2 separate regions of the Homo sapiens genome follow, and region 2 is linked to region 1. Evidence: chromatin contacts called from ENCODE POLR2A ChIA-PET data. All regions are on one chromosome and are shown on one strand. The core of a region is the stretch at or near the end of the contact, and the rest is flanking DNA. Distances in the headings are between cores, read along the strand shown. Region 1 overlaps LINC00607 (long intergenic non-protein coding RNA 607). Region 2 overlaps LINC00607 (long intergenic non-protein coding RNA 607).

Region 1 (4,742 bases), core at 1,550-4,049:
CCCAGCATGTAAAAGAGAAATGAGAAATGAGTACTTTTTAAAAAGTATCTATGTTCAACATTTCACAGGCATTGCTAAATCCCTTATTTTAAAAAATTATTTTTTCCCTCATATTAGCAATGTCACAATAGTCTCTATCACTGGAATTACACTGTATCATGCAAGGGGGTGGCAGAGGAAAGCACAGGCAGTGATGGATATACAGATCAACATAATGTGATGTGGCATCCCTTCTCAACCGCAAATACAATTACCTCCAGGGTGGCAGAACAGCCAAACTGCTTCAGTAGATTACTAGGATATTGCCTTGCTGCTCTAAATCCTAAGTCTATTTTCTGGGTTTCTATATATTTGTGGGGAAATGAATTTCCAGTTAAATCTTTGTTATTATCTCCCTAGAGCCAAAAATTGTGGGTGGGGCAAAGACTTATATTCAAAACAAATTTTATTCCTTGACGCTATCACTATCTTTCTTCCAAGGCCTCTTTGTCCAAGTACAATTCATTAACCACCATTTATGGAATACCGCCAATGCATCAGTCACTGTGCTAGACATTAGGGATAGAGACAAACAACACACTCCATGCCCTCCAGGAGCCCATGTTTAGTAGAGAAGAAGGACAACTGAACAAATAGTCACTACATAAAAGTTCACTGGTCAAGGTTTATACAAAGTATGATGAGCATACCTGGTATGTATGAGTATCTTCCAAGCAGGGAAAATTTCTTATGTTTTCTGTTGCAAAACAAATTTCCTCTGTTAAAAAAAAAAAATAAGTTGGCATCATTCAAATCGTCAACCCAAATTAACTGGTCTCTAAGTTATTGATGCCCTGTAGCTAGAAAGTCTTTAATTCTGTTACTGAAATCTACTGAAACATAGCCAAGTCTAATATCATACAACCCAAAGGGGAAATATCACATTTATCTAGATATGTAATTGAAAAAAATCTGTATACTTAGAAACTATGATATTTTCACTGCTTAACAATTTGGGGAAATCACATCAGGCCACATATTTAGAAGGTATCCCATGGCAACCATGAGAAGTTACTTTGGTCTCACATAGCTGAACATAAAAATGAATCCTGGCTTATCAGATGTCTGGAAGAAGGGGCAGCAAAAGTTATATCTCCTTTGAATTATTAAATTAAGTTCCTCTCTGGGTCTCCACGAGCTCTGGTGAAGCAAGAAAATGCATGTCCTACTCTTGGTCCCATGGATGTAGTAGACGTTCTTCATGCTTGATTTTTTTTTTTTTAAGGATTGTGTCTTACTTATACTTACGGGCTTGTGGTTCAGCGGAGACCACACTGGACTGGACTGAACAGACAACTGAAGGGCTCTCTCTACCTTTCAGCATCTCTGTCTGCCTTTCTGACTACCTAAAAATTACTGCAACCTCTGATTCTGTTTCTAAGGTGGATTTTCCCTACTCATGCTTCCTAGAGATTTGGTGAGGATTTGTTGAGTCATGGGACATTTCAGCTTGCCAAGGTAAGGCTTCATTTTGGCTTTGTATGGCCCTTCTGGGATCACTGATGTCCCTGGGCCAGGTTCATTTGTATCTGAAGGAGGGAGGAGTTAGTTTGGAGGCACAGTCTAAGAGGAGAGAAGTGGAGGGTGAAGAGGAGGGGACAGCAACTGATCTCTTTATGGCATCTTATACAGAGTTGGCACCTTGGCAATTAGGATATCGGGGACCAAAAGCTGATGCACCACTTTAACAAGATACTTTGTAAATGTAGGGCAGGGTGGAGGTCAGAAACACAGGCAGGACTTCCAAAGGCTGTGGGCACTGTCCCTGTGAGGCTCAAGTGACAAGGTGGGAGACAGGATTGGGTGGAGGCCACAGTTCTTCCATGTTGAAGAACTCTCTAGCATCCTGAAGACTGCCTACCTAGAGACCAACCCAGCGATGCTGGTGCTTTCTTGGTAGACTCCTTGGAGAGGCAGTCGTGAGGAGTCTTTGTGGTCAGTGGACAACTGGGGACTGGAACATGGGGAAGTTGGGTGGTTACAACTGTAATTAATAGACCAATCTGTGGCCCACATGAGATCCACCTGAAAGAATTCTTGCCCAGCTCTGTGCCTTCTTCCTAAGATGTGGCACCCAGAATGGCACCAAACATGCCTAGTGAGGTTTGGATCAAGAGTAAGCTGGCTTCTCTGCTATGTTTTCAGTAGCCTTCCTGAAAACACCCAGCATTTGTTTAGCTTCTTTAGCTTTAGCACGTGTTTCCACCAGTGTCCCTTAACGGAGAGGATGACTATGTCACTGAAGAAGTGGAGGGGCTGAAAATGGACTCAGCTCTTGGCCCCTGTAGAGACTGCAAGACTCCGTGCACAACGTGACAGTCGGGGCTTCCTCTGAGCACTGCGCCGTTCAGCCCTATTGCGCAACCTGCCACGCCCTGTTACTGTAAATGGAACACCGGCTGTGAGCTGGTCAAGGCCCTGCCATGACAAGGCCACTTGCATAGGACTCCAAATTAAAAAAAAAAAAAAGGCCTTTCTTATTGACTGAAAAACTGGTTGTGTTTTTCATATTTTTCACTTTCTGGAGCTGAATTATTAATAGGCAAAAATTAGGTGGGGCTTCATTGATATTCTCACCAGCTTTTACAAACCAAGAATCGGAAAGTGTGCCTCGGTGAGTTGCCTTTTGTTAGCAGTGTGGAGATGCAGGCAAAAGTGATCAGCGTGGTTTGTATTTGCAGCCGCCCCTCCCCTCTCTTCAGAGTCTCTCCTTCCCGGCTGCAAGGTGCGTCTTTAATGTGCGACACTGACAAGGCGTTTCAGCCATGCAGCTAATTAATATCATGCCGAGGCTCAATGTGACAGGTCCTTCAGACTCATAAATCAGAAACCACTAACAAATGTCGTTCCTTTTCTGATCTCTTTCTCTTGCTTTTTAATATGTTGATTTACTTTCAGTATGCATAACCAAAAAAGAAACAAACCAATAAAAATACTGATGAAAATGCCGGGTGCCATGGCTTGAATGCGTTTTAGACTTTCCAAGCCAGCAAGACAACAGCCAGGAAAACAGCAAAGAAAAAAAAATCACCCTTGCCTTTCAGGGTATGGACATAGGAGGAAAACAAAACATCAGATAGTGGTCTATCCTTTAGAGACTATGAGTCACTCCCCAGGGGCTGTATCAAAACAGACCTAGTTACCTGGAGAATACAAAAAATGGCCTGGCCAAAGTTCAAACACTAGACTGACCAAACAAAAGGATTCCCAGGGAAGAGGCGCTAATCAAAGCTCTGACAGCACGCAGCCCTGATGAAAAACGACTGTGGAGAATTCCCATTAAGGATATTTGAAACCACAGTTCTTATCTTTCCCTCCTTCCCCTTCTCTCAGCTGGGGACCTGCAGACTATCTTTTCCCTCCAATCTTATCCATGTACCGGAGACAGACTGTGTTCACTTAGGTCAAATGTGGTCAGGGTGGAGGGGTCAGGTTACAGCTCCCAGCTAATGAAAAAACTGTAGCTTCAAAGTTGCCTGGTTTGCCAGTTCTCTCAAGAAGATCCACATCCAGTAAAAATAATTCTTAAATTTACCCTACTGATGGGAGCACCTGGAAAAAAGGATTTTTTTTTTTAAGCCTGAATATCAAGTTTGAAAAAAGCCAATTATTAGCAGCCTGGAAGAATGCTTTACAAGATCTTGAAGAAAGATAGACTTAAAGAAAATAGTGGAATATTTTTTCATTAATTCATAGCCACAATAGTCCTATTCTTAGAGAGCTTTCTTTTCACAGCCATACTGATTTTTCAAACACTAATTTCCTCTTACTAGTTCTGCTCCTTGTGGAATTTATTAAAGAAAAGAAGAGTAGAGTCTTCTATTTATTGTGTGGTTGCCAGATAAAGTATCTAAACATAAAAATTAAAAAATTGCTTAGATTACATAGACACAGGCACTTAAATTTTAAAAGATAATGTTTAAAAAGATAAAGTTATCAGTTATATTCATGGGAATGAACATTAAGCATTCATCAAAAAGATTTTAAGAAATAACTGGGAGTAAGGGGGAATAAGAATATAAAATTAAAAAGTATTTCTCAGAAAAGCATAGCACAGCATGTCTGTAATAGAAGGAAGCAAAATAAAATGTTACACATTTTAAATCAAGAAAGTTATCAAAATGTCTAAATCCCTGCCCTAAATCACTGAAATGATTATGTACATCCATTCTGTCTCCCTCAATGGAGAACACTTGCAAATACATAGGTCCTTTAAAATGCTTTGGTGAGGATGGATATGGTAACATTGTGTCAGAGGCGTGTGAACCAGAGCACTTCCATCTTGAACAGGGGCTGGGTGAAATATGGCTGAAACCTACTGAGCTGCATTCCCAGAAGGTGAAGCCATTGTAAGCCACAGAATGAGCTAGAAGGTCAGCACAAGATACAGGTCATAAAGACCTTGCTGATAAAACAGCTTGCAGTAAAGAAGCTGGCCAAAACCCACCAAAGCCAAGATGGTGAGGACAGTGACCTCTGGTCATCCTCACTGCTATACTCCCACCAGCACCATCACAGTTGACAGATGCCCTGGCATTGTCAGGAAGTTACTCTATATGGTCTAAAAAGGGGAGGCACTAATAATCCACCCCCTGTTTAGCATATCATCACAAAATAACCACAAAAATGGGCAACCAGCAACCCTCAAGGGTTATTCTTTTATTCTTCTACTTTCTTAATAAACTTGCTTTCACTTTACTCTA
Region 2 (4,742 bases), core at 1,395-3,894, 130 kb before region 1:
TTAAAAAAGAAATTCATGTTTCTCGAACTTTAACATGCATACAAATTACCTGAATGTTTTGTTAAAATGCACACTGTTTAGGAAGACTGGAATGGGACCTGAGATTTCGAATTGCTCTCCAACTCCCAGGTGATGCTGAGGCTGCTGTGCATGAACTACATTTGGAGCTGCAAGGTTACTATTCCCCCCTGTTATCTCAGGACCTTAAATGAAGTGTTGTCAAAAGTTACAGCCTGGTTTCAGCTGTGTCAAGGAAATATCTCTTATACACCAGACACGCAAGGAACAGGGAGGGAGTGCATCCCACTTTTCCCTTCCCTCCTCAACCAAGAGTGGCATGGAAATAGCAGCATTCGCCATAGGCAGGTCAGCAGTTCTAGAGGAGTAAATGGCAACTGGCAGTTGGCCTAAGTGGCCAGTGGACGGAGTGGAGATTGATGGCCTGAGCCCATGGAAGCAGAGATTAACTGACTCAGGAAAGCACATGAAATACCACCACCTTTGAGGATTCCTGGGGAAGGGGACTGTGGCCCAGCTAATTTGATAAATGGAGTCTTGAAGTTGCTGTAAATAATAGGAAAATGACTTTCCTTATTTATGTTTGCAGGCTAGGGAAAACTGGACTTACAGGGAATGAATCAAGTTGGATAGTTGAAGCTCAAAAACCACTGCAGAATACCTTTGTGCTTAGCTTTGTGGCTGCTTCATTGTGAACAGCTGCCTTTCACAGTTGTTTGTATTTAGTCTATGATATTGAGAACAGACAATCCTAAATGGGAGAGGACTGTCTAGTAGAATCCTATGGATCCATGAATGAAAAAGGTGCAAAAATACGTTTTTGACTGCATGCAGGGCACCTCAGCTTTTGCTACATGGTATTCTTACAAAAGTAATTGAAAGCAGAGGAATGGTAAGGAATGAATCATCTTTTCATCTCCTGCTATGGAGTAACCAGTACTTACATTCTTTTTCCAACCGCTGGTGTTCCTGAATTGGTAAGGTAAAATGTTAACAAGTTGACTTTGAGACGGATGAATCAGCAGGGAAACTGTTGAATGAGTGAATCAATGAAGTGAAAAGTGAAATAGGGGTTTGTCAGCACCATCCAGGCAGCAGATGGATGGAATTTAAGAGGGGATGGCAGTGAGGACTGCCTGCACATTTTTCTTCTTCTCAGTATTAATAATTGAGAGTAGCTTAATCATCAAGTTCCCTCTCCAAGAGCTACATAAAGTGGGGAGTCCTTTTTAACTTTCTCATCTGTAGAAACAATGATTTTAATCAAAGTATTCAGAGTTAAATTCTGTAAGCCCTAAGCCCTGGACAGTGATGAAGGCCGTGGTCTATCAGGGAAGGTAGGAGTTGGCTGGATTAAGGGTAGGGAATTCTACATGAAAGGTACAAATGTGACTACAAATGTTACTACTAATCGCAAATGCTTACACAGCATTTGTTATGTGCCAAGCACTCTTCTAAGGGCTGTACATGAGAAAACCCAGAGTCAAAGCCACATCCTGCCAGGAGCTTTGAAGGTCCCCAAATGCAAAGGCGGCAGGGGTGAAGAATGGGAAAACTTGATTTACAGTATTTTTATTTTCTTTTCTGCATATTCTGGCAACCTACCCCACTAATCACATAGCGGTTAAATTGAAAACAAATGAGTTTATGTAGTCCAAATTCAGTAAAGGTAGATTACAAAAGGAAGAAGGGAAAAGTTTTTATTTCTTTTGTGGAGCTTGGTGACAAATTCTTTTGAGGCTTACACTACCTTCATGACAAGGTCTGATATGATCCTCTCTATTCTACAATTGCCTCCACTCCCTCTCCCTTCCCCTCTACCAGTTTCTTCAAGGACAGCTGAAATCTAGGAATGAACATGTTGATACACCTAATCCTGGGCCCTCATGGAAATATTCATTAAGAATAACCTTACCCTTTGCCAACTGCTAGATAAACCAGTTTCATCAGATGATGCACACTGGAGCCAGATAACTTCTAAAGACCCTTGCAAATCTGTTTCAGAATGCGTGACCTATCCAATCCTTCCTCTCATGGAAACACCAACTCATCCATGCCCTCTGTGCTGAAACTTCGTCTCAGCCTGCTGGAATCACCTGCACCCCATGGGAACTGTAGCCATATCTTCAGTCCTGTGAGCCCCCGTCATGGCCTGTCACAGGAGTAAATGAGGAGTAAGGTGAGAGAGGGCACTAAAGAGAGGATAACTAATCAATCAATCATCAATTTCGACCAAGCCTCTCCAGTTGTGCTTGGCTCCTCTGAGGTTAGGAGACATGAGGAAGGTGAATTTTCAGTTTCCATTTTGATTATTTTAGAAAATACTGAGCAAAACGGCAAGCACATCCTGGTGACCTTTGGGAGCTCTTTCTACATGGAGGGGCACAGGGGCAGCAGTGTTTGAGGACTGTTAGGTGGAACCTACAATTCTGCCTTCGTCCGCCTACATCTGATCTATATATTTAGTAACGATTCTGAGTCAGGAAGTTAGGAAAGTTTTCATGCACTTCATTTGTATCTGTATTTGGCTAAGTTTGTGAGTTGCTATGAGGAAATAAACAAACAAAAGCAGCTCTCCCTCTCCTCCGCCCCCACGCGCCACTCCATGCAGGACAAGGGCTCCAGGCTGATGACGGTGGCTCCGTTTCCCTGACTTACTTCATCCTCTCCTACAGCTCTTTCTGCTTGGAAGCTCAGGGGCTGAGCAGAGGCCCCAGGGCTGTGTCACTATGGAGAAGAAGGCTGCGAGATCGCAGTGTGAGCACTGACTCCCTGTCCCCACACCCCGGCTGCCTTGTTCTTCACCCCTGCCTGCAGCCTTAGCCCTGCTCCAGACTGTGGGACCAGACCTGTCCCTTGTTGGGAAACTGAGGAGTCCAGCAGCATTGGTTACACACTGATGAGCTGCCCTGCTCTGACCTCGTGCTCCAGTTCTGGTAACTGGGCTTCTGCTTTGACCTATGATCCCACTGGGTAGTGTTTTGTCACCCTGACTTGTGTCCCTGCCCTGAGTTTCAGTTTGTCTAAGCCTGAGGTCATTCCTCTGAACTTTAGCTCCTTAGCTAAACTCTGCTCACACCTGTCCCCTATTTTGACCATCCACTGGGCAGCCTGTTTAATGCTTTGTGTTCTGTTTTCTCCTTGGTGCTCAGCTGCTGGTACATCATGGCTCCACTTCCCTGAGGCTAACTCTCCTCAGATTTTGACCCCTGGGATCTACCCTGATTATTTGGTAACTGTACCTCTATTTTACTTAGGATTCTCCACTTAGGGATTTACTTAGGGTTACCACTGAATGGTAGAGCTTCAAGCCTGCTATTCCTATACGCCACTACTTACCTTGCCTTTGGAGATTTCTTTAAAAAAAAAAAATTGACTGCCGCTGCTATGTATTAATTGAGATTCATTTGATTAAAGGGGGAGAAACAGACTTTGTCCAGTTTAAGTAAAAAGAAAAATGTATTGAGAAGATCTGAGTTTAAAAACCAAACCTCAGCAGGGTAAGAAGTAGGGAGGCTCCAGAGACCTTAACTGTGGGAATATCTGGACTTTCCCTTTAGGATGCTCTGTGGCTCAGCTCCAGGACCCTCAGGTGCCGGTCCTCTGAACACAAATCTCCACATTTCCAGGAAAGACAATATGATTAGCCCGGCTTCATTTAGGCATTCAGCCCTGAAGAAAGTAGCCCTGGCTCATGTCACCAAGTAAAGACACGACCTCTGGAACTCACCTCACTGAATCGGGGCAAGTCCCTGGGAAGGGGCCAGGGATGTGAACTGAGAAGTTCACTCCAAGAGTCACACCAGGCATGATCATGCTGGCCTCAGATGACACGCCTCTCCTAGCATGCACCCCCAGCATGACCTTAGTTCCTCCAGCACAGCTGAAGCATTTTTAAAGGCTCTCACAGAAGGCTAGATTTTTAACAAAAACATCGAATAAAAGAGGAACATAAAATGAGAAATACACTTTGTAAAGTAAGATGCGTTAGTCTTCAGCTTGAGATATCTTACCGGATGCCTTCTTGTCTTCTTCAGGGCTGGGTTTGTGTGTCCAAAGCCATCTTTAAGCTTTGCTCCCAAGCCAACTGAGCCAACTCAAAGTTCAGAGGGAGAGAGAAAGGCTAGGAATTCTGTCCTATCTGGCTAAGGCCTGCCTTCAGAGTGCCGTTTTCCCACCTCCTCCTCAGATAAGTGTGACACTGGGACTAGCCTCTCTTTTCAGGAGTAAACCTCTTCCCTTTCTACAGGAGTATGGTCTGGCCTGATGTTTAAAAAAAAAAATACTCTATCAGGGCCGCTTGGGCGCAGCTCACATCTATAATCACAGCACTCTGGGAGGATGAGGCGGGAAGATTGCTTGAGCCCAGGAGTTTGAGACCAGTCTGGGCAACATATGGAGCTCCTGTCTCTATAAAAATAAAAAAAAAATTAGCTAGGTGTAGTGGCATGTGCCTGTAGTCCTGGCTACTTGGGAGGCTAAGGTGGGAGGATTGTGTGAGCCCAGGAGATCAAGGCTGCAGTGAGCTATGATTGCACCATTCCATTCCGGCCTGGATGACAGAGTGAGACTCTGTCTCTGAAAAATAAAAATAAAAACTAAAGCTCCATGCAGCCAATGAAAACATATATATATGTATATATACAGAGAGAGAGAGAAAGAGAGAGAGAGAATCTATCAGAGCACTACCTAGTAAGCCCAACCTAGTAGTCCCGCTATTTATC

Evidence for each region. ChIA-PET counts read pairs that join two places held with the same protein, here RNA polymerase II (POLR2A).
Region 2: POLR2A ChIA-PET joins it to region 1 with 14 read pairs in HepG2. The contact joins two enhancer-like sites. POLR2A ChIA-PET finds 5 or more read pairs at or near these places in 3 of 52 experiments (HepG2, PC-9 and activated T-cell).

What each region holds. Positions count from the first base shown.
Region 1 is chr2:215,617,873-215,622,614 of GRCh38, reverse strand. LINC00607 (long intergenic non-protein coding RNA 607) reads left to right here. Exons shown (of 10, transcript NR_037195.1): 8 at 1,265-1,497. It overlaps LOC102724861 (a long non-coding RNA gene), which reads right to left. Exons shown (of 8, transcript NR_187737.1): 2 at 690-757. Among named protein-coding and RNA genes, the nearest start is that of LINC01614, 98 kb to the left of the region's middle. RefSeq lists an enhancer at 2,235-2,529. Within about 2 kb of position 2,799, at least 4 of the 41 ENCODE cell types and tissues checked have a DNase peak (open chromatin) inside an H3K27ac peak, as active enhancers do.
Region 2 is chr2:215,747,698-215,752,439 of GRCh38, reverse strand. It overlaps LINC00607 (long intergenic non-protein coding RNA 607), which reads left to right. Exons shown (of 10, transcript NR_037195.1): 2 at 2,023-2,197. Among named protein-coding and RNA genes, the nearest start is that of LINC01614, 32 kb to the right of the region's middle. Within about 2 kb of position 2,644, at least 11 of the 41 ENCODE cell types and tissues checked have a DNase peak (open chromatin) inside an H3K27ac peak, as active enhancers do.